Regions from separate parts of the Homo sapiens genome. Here region 2 is linked to region 1. Evidence: chromatin contacts called from ENCODE Hi-C or POLR2A ChIA-PET data. All regions are on one chromosome and are shown on one strand. The core of a region is the stretch at or near the end of the contact, and the rest is flanking DNA. Distances in the headings are between cores, read along the strand shown.

The links. Hi-C counts contacts between places; a loop is a spot of excess contacts on that map. ChIA-PET counts read pairs that join two places held with the same protein, here RNA polymerase II (POLR2A). Pooled maps may share reads with other maps.
Region 2: a map of ascending aorta shows a loop between it and region 1 (1.9-fold over the local background). The contact joins two enhancer-like sites. A Hi-C loop is called at or near these places in 1 of 168 maps with a recorded cell type or tissue (ascending aorta), 3 of 37 single-sample maps with no recorded cell type and 7 of 50 pooled maps. POLR2A ChIA-PET finds 5 or more read pairs at or near these places in 3 of 52 experiments (OCI-LY7, PC-3 and activated B cell).

The regions. Positions count from the first base shown.
Region 1 is chr18:23,485,892-23,491,594 of GRCh38, forward strand. No RefSeq gene overlaps it. Among named protein-coding and RNA genes, the nearest start is that of RMC1, 15 kb to the right of the region's middle. RefSeq lists an enhancer at 2,352-2,521. Within about 2 kb of position 2,525, at least 19 of the 41 ENCODE cell types and tissues checked have a DNase peak (open chromatin) inside an H3K27ac peak, as active enhancers do; they include OCI-LY7, where a contact is called at or near this core.
Region 2 is chr18:23,239,583-23,245,285 of GRCh38, forward strand. The region is part of intron 7 of CABLES1 (Cdk5 and Abl enzyme substrate 1); the gene reads left to right. It also overlaps a transcript of SLC35D4 not described here. Among named protein-coding and RNA genes, the nearest start is that of CABLES1, 110 kb to the left of the region's middle. Within about 2 kb of position 2,482, at least 2 of the 41 ENCODE cell types and tissues checked have a DNase peak (open chromatin) inside an H3K27ac peak, as active enhancers do; they include OCI-LY7, where a contact is called at or near this core.

The DNA of each region.
Region 1 (5,703 bases), core at 1,275-3,774:
TGGTGGCACGCGCCTGTAGTCCCAGGTACTCAGGAGGCTGAGGCAGGAGAATTGCTTGAACCTGGGAGGCGGAGGTTGCAGTGAGCCGAGATCACACCACTGCACTCCAGCCTGGTGACAGAGTGAGACTCTGTCTCAAAAAATAAATAAAATAATAATAATAAAAATATTTGGCCCATGCGTATTCAACTTCCTTATAAAGTTTATATCTTCTAGGTTACAGCAACTCCATGTAAAGATGATGGTGATGCAAGGATTTCAGCCAATTCCTGTCTCAGCATGGGACTCTCCTGCTAATGCAGCCTGGGATCCTTAGACCAGCAGCCAGAGATTTCCAATCCTTTGGTAGGCAGGGCCAGCGCCCTTAAATCAGCAAGAAGACGACACAGATGACTGACCTCCTCCCTCATCAACCCTTAAGAATAAGGGATGGAAATCTCTGAAGGGGGAATGAGATAGGAAGATCACTGGGTGCTCGCAAGAGGATGGAAGAATCCACACAAGAGCTTAAACAAGAGCTAGGCAAAGAAACTGTGGGATAACAGAAAACCCAAAATCAGGAGGAGAAGGCTGGGTTTGGTGGCTCATGACTGTAATCCCAGCACTGTGGGAGGCTGAGGAGGGCAGATCACCTGAGGTCAGGAGTTCGAGACCAGCCTGTGCAATATGGTGAAACCCCTTCTCTACCAAAAATACAAAAAAAAAAAAAAAAAAATAGCTGGGCATGGTGGCATACGCCTATAGTCCAGCTACTCGGGAGGATCACCTGAGCCCAGGAGACAAAGGTTGCAGTGAGCCGAGATCACGCCACTGCACTCCAGCCTTGGCAACAGAGACAGGGTGACATGTCCATGACTCTTCAGTGCAAACCCAAATCAGGGAGAAAGGGGGTGGTACCTGGGGGTGTGGGACAGTGGGGGGTCCCTGAAATCCCCCCTCTTCCAAAATACCTAATGATTATTTCACCCCCTAATTAAAGAAACACCCATAAAATTAGAAACCCAAACTCCCTCTGTGTGACTCATTCTCACAAACATGCCTGCACTTCTCTCTTCAGTGCATACTATCACTTTGCAATAAAAGCTTTTTGCCTTTCCCTTCATTCTGACTTGTCCCTGAATTCTTTCTCGAAAAGGTGTCAAGAACCTGGAAACCAACTGGGGCGGGGGTCTTACCAGCATCTGCAGACCCTCCTGAAACTTCTGGAAACCATAGGGGGAAAAAAGCAGAAATCACCCACAGTACAAGACAATCACCATATACATTACTCCTGACACTTGTTATATACATATGTACATGCAAATGCAAATGTAGAAAGAAACATGCATTCAGGCCCGGCACGGTGGCTCACGCCTGTAATACCAGCACTTTGGGAGGCCGAGGCGTGTGGATCACCTGAGGTCAAAAGTTCAAGCCCAGCCTGGCCAACATGGCAAAACCCCATCTCTACTAAAAATACAAAAATTAGCTGGGCATGGTGGCAGGCACCTGTAATCCCAGCTACTTGGGAGGCTGAGGCAGGAGAATCACTTGAACCCGGGGGGTGGAGGTTGCAGTGAGCCGAGATCGCACCACTGCACTCCAGTCTGGACCACAGAGGGAAATTCCGTCTCAAAAAAAAAAAAAAGAAAGAAAAAGAAAGAAAGAAAGAAAGAAAGAAAGAAAGAAAGAAAGAAAGAAAGAAAGAAAGAAAGAAAAGAGAGAAAGAAAGATGCATTCAAACATAAAACACTTCTGAAATGAAAAAGCAGGTTCCAAAACAGTGATACGTAGTCAAGATTTGCCAGCAAATACATACTTTAGAAATAGCTCTTTGTAAATATTATTCATCCTCATTTTAAAACAAAAAGGACTTTAGAAAGTTTAAAGAACAAAGTAAAAGCCACCTGAAAACATGCCAAGTAGTGAGAGCCACTATACAAATTTGGCTACATATGCCTTCAGACATCTGTCATAGAGTCTAACAAAGACTATAAAACAAAAATTAAAGCAAACAAAACTCAGCAAAACAGAAAAGCGGAACTTAAAATAAAAATAAGAATAAAAATAAACAGAAAAGCCTATGTGTTGTTTTAGGTTTTAGAAACTGTCAGACGCACATTTTAAGCTGCTGTAAAAGGAAAACAAGCATGTCAAGTGCTTATCTTAAACACCAGGAGTTATATTGAGCTTTTTTGGTGGCTCCGGAAACACTGGCTCATAGTAAACTAAGAAAGGAGAAGAAAAACAAACTAATGAACTAAGCGCTGATTCAGTAACCCCAGCAGTGGGCAGGGCAGCCAGGTATCCATCAAGGGTAGAGCTGGCTCGAGGCTGCACTTAAGGTTTCCCCCTATTTTAGTTGACCTGTTCCTAGGTCAGAGTCCCCTCCAGGGCCCCAGGACTGCCTCTAGCAGGCTCTGTACCCCAGATTTTACTGTCCCAGTCCTGAATCTGCCTTAAAAAAAGTTTTAACAGCTTTTCAGCTTCTTAGCTTTCCTTTTCTGCTCAGTGTCTCAACCTCTCAGTCACCGCTTTCAAAGCAGCAAGTTCATTGTGGAACAAAGCGGCAGCAAATGTCAGCTTCCGGCGGGCTGAAGTGGCTCATGCCTGTAATCCCAGCACTGTGAGAGGCCGAAGCGGGTGGATCACGAGGTCAGGAGTTCAAGACCAGCCTGGCCAACATGGTGAAACGCCGTCTCTACTAAAGATACAAAAAATTAGCCAGGTGTGGTGGCAGGCGCCTGTAATCCCAGCTACTTGGGAGGCTGAGGCAGGAGAATCACTTGAATCCAGGAGGCGGTGGTTGCAGTGAGTCAAGATGGCACCATTGTACTCCAGTCTGGGCGACAGGGCAAGACTCCATCTCAAAAAAAAAAAAGTGAGCCTCCCTTCTCCAGGCTTCCCTCTCTACAGAATCACGGCTTCTCAGGTTCTAGCTGCCTTGTTCTCCAATGTCTTCACAAAAGGTAAAAGAACTGCCTTCACAATTAATGAAAACGAAGATCTTAATTAATTTGCTAATTGTTTTCTCATATTCTAATGTTTTCGGGTTCCACCTGTGCCAAAACTTGAGGATTCATGAGAAAATCTTTTATTTTGATTTTAATATTTTATTTTGATTTAGTTTATTTATTTATTATTTTTTGAGACGGAGTCTCACTCTGTCGCCCAGACTGGAGTGCAGTGGCGCAATCTTGGCTCACTGCAAGCTCCGCCTCCCGGGTTCAAGAGATTCTCCTGCCTCAGCCTCCCGAGTAGCTGGGATTACAGGCGCACGCCCCCACACCCGGCTAATTTTTGTATCTTTAGTAGAGACGGGGTTTTACCATGTTGGCCAGGATGGTCTCGATCTCTTGACCACAGGCGATCTGCCCGTTTCGGCCTCTCAAAGTGCTGGGATTACAGGCATGAGCCACCGTGCCTGGCCTTGACTTAGTTTATTAACAGTTCATATTCAGGTTTGAATTTCACAACTAACTAGTGGTCTCATGTGTTTGTCTGTGAACAGGTGTCAGTTTGGCTGAAAATAATCACGTGAGGGGTTTGCTCCCAAGCAAGGATGCCAGAATAGGGCCTAGGAATCTGAATTCTAAGAAATAGCACTGTTTTTTTCTTTCTTTTTTTTTTTTTTTGAGATGGAGTCTTGCTCTGTCACCCAGGCTGGAGTGCAATGGCTTGATCTCGGCTCACTGCAATTTCTGCCTCCTGAGTTCAAGTGATTCTCCTGCCCCAGCTTCCTGAGTAGCTGGGATTACAGGTGTGGGCCACTACACCAGGCTAATTTTTATATTTTTAGTAGAGATGGGGTTTCATATGTTGAACAGGCTGGTCTCAAACTCCTGACCTCAAGTGATCCACCCATCTTGGCTTCCCAAAGTGCTGGGTGTGAGCCACCGCACCCGGCCAGAAATAACATTTCTGATGCTCACTAAAGTCTGAGGGAGAAAAAAAAGGCATGACTAACCCTGAAATGCAATGAAAAAGAAAAAAAAAAAAGGCTGGGCGCAATGGCTCATGCCTGTAATCCCAGCACTCTGGAAGGCCGAGGCAGATGGATCACAAGGTCAGGAGATCAAGACCATCCTGGCTAACACGGTGAAACCCTGTCTCTACTAAAAATACAAAAAATTAGCTGGGCTTGGTGGCAGGCGCCTGTAGTCCCAGCTACTCTAGAGGCTGAGGCAGCAGAATGGCGTGAACCCGGGAGGTGGAGCTTGCAGTAAGCCAAGATTGCACCACTGCACTCCAGCCTGGGCGACAGAATGAGACTCCGTCTCAAAAAAAAAAAAAAAAAAAAAAAAAGCCCATTGCTTGCTTGTTGTTAACCCAATATTCATTTCTACCTTCTTCCCTACTAAAACCTCCAGTTTCTACAGGGCATGATATATTCACCTACAAACTTCATTTCCCAAACTCCCTTGCAGCTAGGGTGGCTACTAGACGCAATTTTGGCCAATAAGATGAAACAGAAGTCACTGGGTGAGAGCCTCTTAGAAAGTTCTTTTGCCCTTCACTCTTCCCCTTCTTCCTGCCTGGGGACTGTGGGCCCCGTCTGAGAAGCAAGCATCCATTTTGCAATTATGATGTGATGAGCATGAGTGGAAGTCACACTATAGGGATAGATGGGTAAGGGGAGCGAAAGGAGTGTGAATCCCTGAGGCATCATAGAACCTCAGTAACAGGCCTAGATGGATTGCCTGCAGACTTTTTATTCCTAGAGAAAAAATAAAGTCCTGTTTGGTTGTTACTGTGAGTTGGTATTTCTTGCAGTTACTTTCAGTGAATGTAATTCTAGCTGATACAATAGCTGGACAATCAAGACATGGAATAAGATGGAACCATAAAAGACCCAGAATAGCCAATGCTAGCCTAAGCAAAAAAAAAAAAACAAAACAAAACTGGGGGAATCACATTATCTGACTTCAAATTATACCACAGAGCTATAGTAACCAAAACAGCATGGTACTGGCATAAATACAGACACACAGACCAATGGAACAGAATAAGAACCCAGAAACAAATCCACACACCTCCTTTGACCTTTGTCAAAAATGAGTTCACACCAGTGAACTCATTACTAGTGAACTCATTTTTGACAAATGTGCCAAAAACATACACTGTGGAAAGGACAATCTCTTCAATAAATGGTGCTGGGAAAACTGGATATCCCTATGCAGAAGAATGAAACTATACCCCTATCTCTCACCAAATACAAAAATCAAATCAAAATGGACTAAAGACTTAAATCCAAGACCTCAAACTGTGAAACTACCACAAGAAAACATTGGGGAAAATCTCCAGGACATTAGTCTGGGTAAAAATTTCTTGAGTAATTCTCCAAAGGTAACCAAAGCAAAAATGGACAAATGGGATCACATCAAGTTAAAAAGCTTCTGCACAGCAAAGGAGACAATCAACAAAGTGAAGAGACAACCCACAGAATGCGAGAAAATACTACCCATCTGACAAGGGATTAATAACCAGAATATATAAGAAGCTCAAACAACTTCAATAGAAAAAAATCTAGTAATCTGATTTAAAAAATGGGCAAAACATTTGAACAGATATTTCTCAAAAGAAGACATACAAATAGCAAACTGGCATATGAAAACATGCTAAACATCACTGATTATTAGAGAGATGTAAATCAAAATGACAATGAGATATCATCTCACCCCAGTTAAAATGGCTTATATCCAAAAGACAGGCAATAACAAATGC
Region 2 (5,703 bases), core at 1,232-3,731, 250 kb before region 1:
TGGGGGTGGGGGCGCTGGGGTGTTTGCTTTATTTTTGTGTGTTGGGGAACAGGTATAGAATTCGCCTGTTGAACCAAGTATTGATTGAGGCCTTATTATGAGCCAAGCTTCCTTACCCAGTAGAGAACTAACCAGCCACAACCCCTCTTCTCCTCCACCTTGGAGTGAGTGGGGATGTCAGAGAGTAAACAGTAAACAAGGAGACAGAGCACCATAATCGTGAGGAAGGAACCATCTTAGAAAAGCAGCAGGAGACCAGGCATGGTGGCTCACGCCTGTAATCCCAGAACTTTGGGAGGCCAAGGCAGGTGGATCACCTGAGGTCAGGAGTTTGGGACCAGCCTGGCCAACGTGGTAAAACCCCATCTCTACTAAAAATAAAAAAATTAGCCAGGTGTGGTGTTGCGCGCCTGTAGTCCCAGCTACTGGAGAGGCTGAGGTGGGAGAATTGCTTGAACCCAGGAGGCAGAGGCTGCAGTGAGCTGAGATTGTGCCACTGCACTCCAGCCTGGACAATAAAGCAAGACCCTGTCTCAACAAAACAAAACAAAAACAGCGGCAGGAAATGATGGAAGGGTTGGACGTGGGCCCCAGGGGGTAGGCCTCAAGGAAGACTTCCCCGAGGAATGGCACTGAAGCAAGCACTGAGGGCTGAGAGTGGTTGGCCCCACCAGGTTTTGGTAGGGAGAGCCCAGTGGAAAGACCCCAAAGTAGGAAGGGGGTTGGTTTTGCATAAAATAGATTTTTCTAACTGTAGAAGTCGTTGCCCTTCCCCCTACACACACACAGGCAGGAGGCAGAGCCCACAAATGATGATGCCGACAAACCCTCCCTCCCCACTGACTCGGCCCCAGGCACAGGGAGCTGCCGCTGAAACAGGCCCTGGCTCCAAAGACCCTGGCTCCTTTGAGCCAGGTTGTGGAATGCCCTCTTTGAGGGCCTGGGGCACATTTGGCCACTAGGCTAGTGTGAGGATCTCTGCCCAGACAGAGGGCAGATTCCCTCCTGGGTGGGAATGCTCAGTGATTGGGGAAGGAGCAGGCTTGTTGGTCACAGGCCAATTATGCAGAGCTGCTCACCTCCCTTAGTATTAGCTTCCAAAGCCCCAGAGTCCTGCTGCCTGTCCCGTCTTCCTCGGGCCCCCAGGGCAGTCCAATGTGGCCAGCCCAGCAGAGGCGCCCACCTGAAATCCTGGGACTGTCCTCCCCTGTTTTGGGATGTCCTGTTCCTGTGGAAATCAGACTCTGAGATGCCTCTGCTGAATGAAGCAGCTCTCAAAGTGATGAGCTAATCCTTTCACCCATCAAATCCTGCTGCAGCCGCTAAAAGGAGTAATTTACAGACAATCAGATGCACTTGTTTGTTTGAAGTGTGCATTTCCATGAATTCTGTAACCACTGCTCTGATCCAGATATAGAGCATTTCTGTCCCTGCAGAAAGTTCTCCTCCCCATCCCATTCTTCCCATCCCCTTCCTGCAAAAGCAATTACTATTCTCACTTCTGTCACCATAGATTAGTTTTACCTATTCTGAAACTTCATGTGAATAGGATCATGGCATATACTTTTTGGGGTCCATCTTCCTTCATACAACTTAACATGTGAGATTTCCCCATGTCATGTGTGTCAGTAGATTTTTTTTTTTAATTGCTGAGTGGGCCACGTGCAGTGGATCACGCCTATAAATCCCAGCACTTTGGGAGGCCGAGGTGGGTAAGGTGGGGGGATCACTTGAGGTCAAGAGTTTAAGACCAGCCTGGCTAACGTGATGAAACTCTGTCTCTACTAAAAATACAAAAATTAGCTGGGCATAGTGGCAGGCACCTGTAATCCCAGCTACCCTGCAGGCTGAGGCAGGAGAATCGCTTAAACCCGGGAGGTGGAGGTTGCAGTGAGCCGAGATCACACTATTCACTTCAGCCTGGGCGACAAGCGAAACTACGTCTCAAAAAAATAAAAATAAAAATGCTCAGTGATATAAGATGTAGTACAGTTTGTTTATCCCTCCTCCTGTTGATAGATATTTGTTCATGCGGCTGCCATGAATGTTCTTGTGCATGGCTTTCTGTGGAAATACTTTTTAATTTCTCTTGGGGTAAATACCTAGGAGTGGGACTTCTGAGTCCTGGTGTAGGTGATATTAACCAGCCATGATGTAGCTGAATGTTTATCTTTGTGCGTGTGTGTCCTAAGTGTAATATAAAAAGGCCCCTCGTCGCCACAGTCAGGACATGTCTTAGAGTGGGAAGCTTCCAGAGGTGAAGCCTGTCATTTAGTGTGCAAGTGGCACCCTTTTCAAATTAGCCTTGCACCCATATCTGTATTTTTAAACTTTGATCCATGCAAGTCACTCCCACTGTTACCTACTGTAGAAGGTCAAGGGTGAGATTTTGAACTTAAAAAAAAATTCCGGGCCAGGTGCAGTGGCTCACGCCTGTAATCCCTGCACTTTGGAAGGCCGAGGCGGGTGGATCACCTGAGGTCAGGAGTTCAAGAGCAGCCTGACCAACGTGGTGAAACACCATCTTTACTAAAAATACAACAAAATGAGCCAGGTGTAGTGGCAGGCGCCTGTAATCCTGGCTACTCAGGAGGCTGAGGCAGGAGAATCGCTTGAACCCAGGAGGCAGAAGTTGCAGTGAGCTGAGATCACACTATTGCACTCCAGCCTGGGTGACGAGAATGAAACTCTGTCTCAAAAAAAAAATTCCTGGGGCAGGTGTGCAAAACAAATTGCAGCTGGCCCGGTGGTTTGGTCTTCAAGTTTCTAGAAGGTGACCACAGAACAGAGAATGTTGAGCCACCTGGCTACGTGCAGACTCTTGCTGGGTGATGGTGTGTCTCAGGGGAGGGCGGATGCTTCCAGCTCTCTGCACCTCTTGGCATATAATTAAAGCTTCATGAGAGAGTGGTTATGTATCATTAGAACGTGGCAGCCCAGGTCGGTAGTGGGTTTTTGTGTTTTTTTCCCCCTCTTTATGGGTGTGGAAGGCAATTAAGAGGAGAAAGTAAGTGGGAGAGCTGAGATAATGCCAACAAAATTCAGTTACCTGAATGGATTTCTGGATTCTTTTCTTCTGTAAGAAATCCCTCTTGCACTGTGTTCACATCAAAAAGAAAACCGACTAACATTGTTTATGATATGCATAAGCATGTAAACCTCAAGAGAAACCTCTTGGATTAATCTCCATGATAAAATGCCTATTTTTTATTTACCGAATATTAAAATCTAAGTACTTGTAGAGAAAGCCCTCCCTCTACCCCTACATCTCCCCAGTGTTGGGGGAATGTATCATAGAACTTAATTTTTCAGTACAGCATGAGATGCTGAGCAGTGGGAAGTAATTGACTCAATGAAAGAAAGACTAATTCAGCCTTCCATGAGGTAGGTGATTAGATTCTGCCTGTCCCCCAATATACATACAGTATAAATATATATTTATAAATATAGATAAGTTATAATTTAATAACATACTCATATATTTATTATAATTTATATAGAATATAGAACTATATATATATCTATTTCCATTAAAAGTTACCTGGATGATTTAGGCACTTGTTACCTGTCTGCAGGGTGGATTTGTTGGGAAGCTAATGCAAGACCCTTTCCATGGCCTCAGGTTTCAAGGTGCCTGAGGCTTATTCAGTTCTGAGGAGGGGGCCTCTTTAAGAAAATGTCACATCACATTAGAAGCACAGTAGCTCCGCACTTCCCTATTATTGTGGCACTTCCCTGAGGCTTGAAGGGCGCCCTCAGGCGCACAGGCCTGGGCAGTAGCTGAGGAGCATCCTGCCAGCTTTAGGTTAAGTGTTCACATCAAGGCCTGAAATGCCTGATTGTGCTGTGTGGGGGAGGGAGGGTTGTTTTGGGTGTGGGTTTGGTGTTTTTTTTTTTTTTTTTTTTTGGTCTTTTTGTTGTTGTTAACAGCACTATTAGAATTCCAACACCATACAATTCACCTCTTTAAAGCCTCTTTTACAATTCATTTTTTTCTCATAAAACTAACACAGGCCTCGGTGGCTCATGCCTGTAATCCCAGCACTTTGGGAGGCCAAGGCGGGTGGATCACCTGAGGTCAGGAGTTTGAGACCATTCTGGCCAACATGGCAAAACCGTCTCTACTAAAAAATACAAAAATTAGCCAGGTGTGGTGGCAGGTGCCTGTAATCCCAGTTACTCAGGAGGCTGAGGCAGGAGAATCGCTTGAACCCGGGAGGCAGAGGTTGCAGTGAGCCGAGATCACGCCACTGTACCCCGGCCTGGGCGATAAGACCAAGACTCCGTTTCAAAAAAAAAAAAAAAAAACTAATACAAAACAAGAGTTTGACATTTCACCCAAGATTTTGCAGCATCTGCTCTCTATGTATTTGTCTCAGATTTTTGACAGTCGCTTCGTGATTTTGACATTTCACCCAGGATATTGCAACATCTGCTCTCTTTCTATGTATTTGTCTCGGATTTTTGACAATCACTTCGTGATTTTGAACATGACGTTCCACGCAGTTTGGCTCATTCTCTACTGCCACTGTTTCAGCAGCTTGCGTTTAGAAGTGCATCCAAATACTCTCTGGGTGTGGGTGATCTCAGGGCCAGTCACCTGGTGTCATCTCAAGTGGATGGAGACACTACTCCAGGAGTCCTGTAGCACCAGATAAATAGTTGACAAATATTTGACACTGAACATGCTCTGTGCCACCCAGTGAATCCCCATGGCCATGTAAACCTGAAGCAGAGAGAGCTTTTCTTCCTGTGTTCCTCTCCGTGTGCAAACCCTTTCATTTCAGTGGGAGGGAGAGTTGATCCAGGATTCGGTATTTTGAATTCGATGGGTAGAAATAGCAACAAATGCAGCCCCAGGCTGCGTAGGCTACCCGTTTATTTCCATAGTTTCCTTGTGATTTACTGTCCTCTAAGGGAAAGGATTAAATGCCTAGAACAGCTGAAATGCCCATCTGTTGGTGGTTAGATAGATTTAGTCGAGGGCCACCGTTGCTTAATTACCTTAACAAGCACGGAACAGCTGCTTTCCAGTGCCCAGCTGAGCCCGAATGCCGGTATACAAGTATGGCCAAAGCAAAAGAGCCTAATTTCGCAGTGGCTGTTGGCGCTGGAAGGAGCTGTGTGGCTCATTGCCTTGTATCCTTCCTTCCTTTCACAGGCGTGGTGTGGAACCAAGGCTTGCAGCGGCTGCATACCTGCCCCAGGTCTTACAGCTAGCTCCTGGGGTGCAGGCAGCACTAGGGCTGGCAGTAGGTCAGAGAACAGTGGCCGAGTGTACGGCAAGCTCACATCTGCTTAGAACTGCTCATAAGAATTCCTGGGGAAACTTGAAGACAGGAAAGTAGGAAATGAAGGAGGCCGGAGCTTTATCCGCCCTAGAGCGGAAGTACCTTTTCTGTTGTTTCTGTTGGAATCAGACCAACAACCTGTCTGCTCTGAGACCCTCACTGTTCTCCAGGATTGTTTTTGAGGTGTGTGTACCTCCCATCCCCTCCCGTTATACCCCAGCCCACCTGAGGGGCATTCACTTCACAGCATTGTTACCGTGGGCCAGGATGGGGCCCAAGTTCAGTTCCATGGAGGCCCCTTCCCTCTTCTCATGACAAGTCAAGACTTTGTTTTTGTACAAAGCAAAGGATGGGCCGGGCGTAGTGCCTCATGCCTGTAACCCCAACGCTTTGGGAGGCTGAGGTGGGCGGA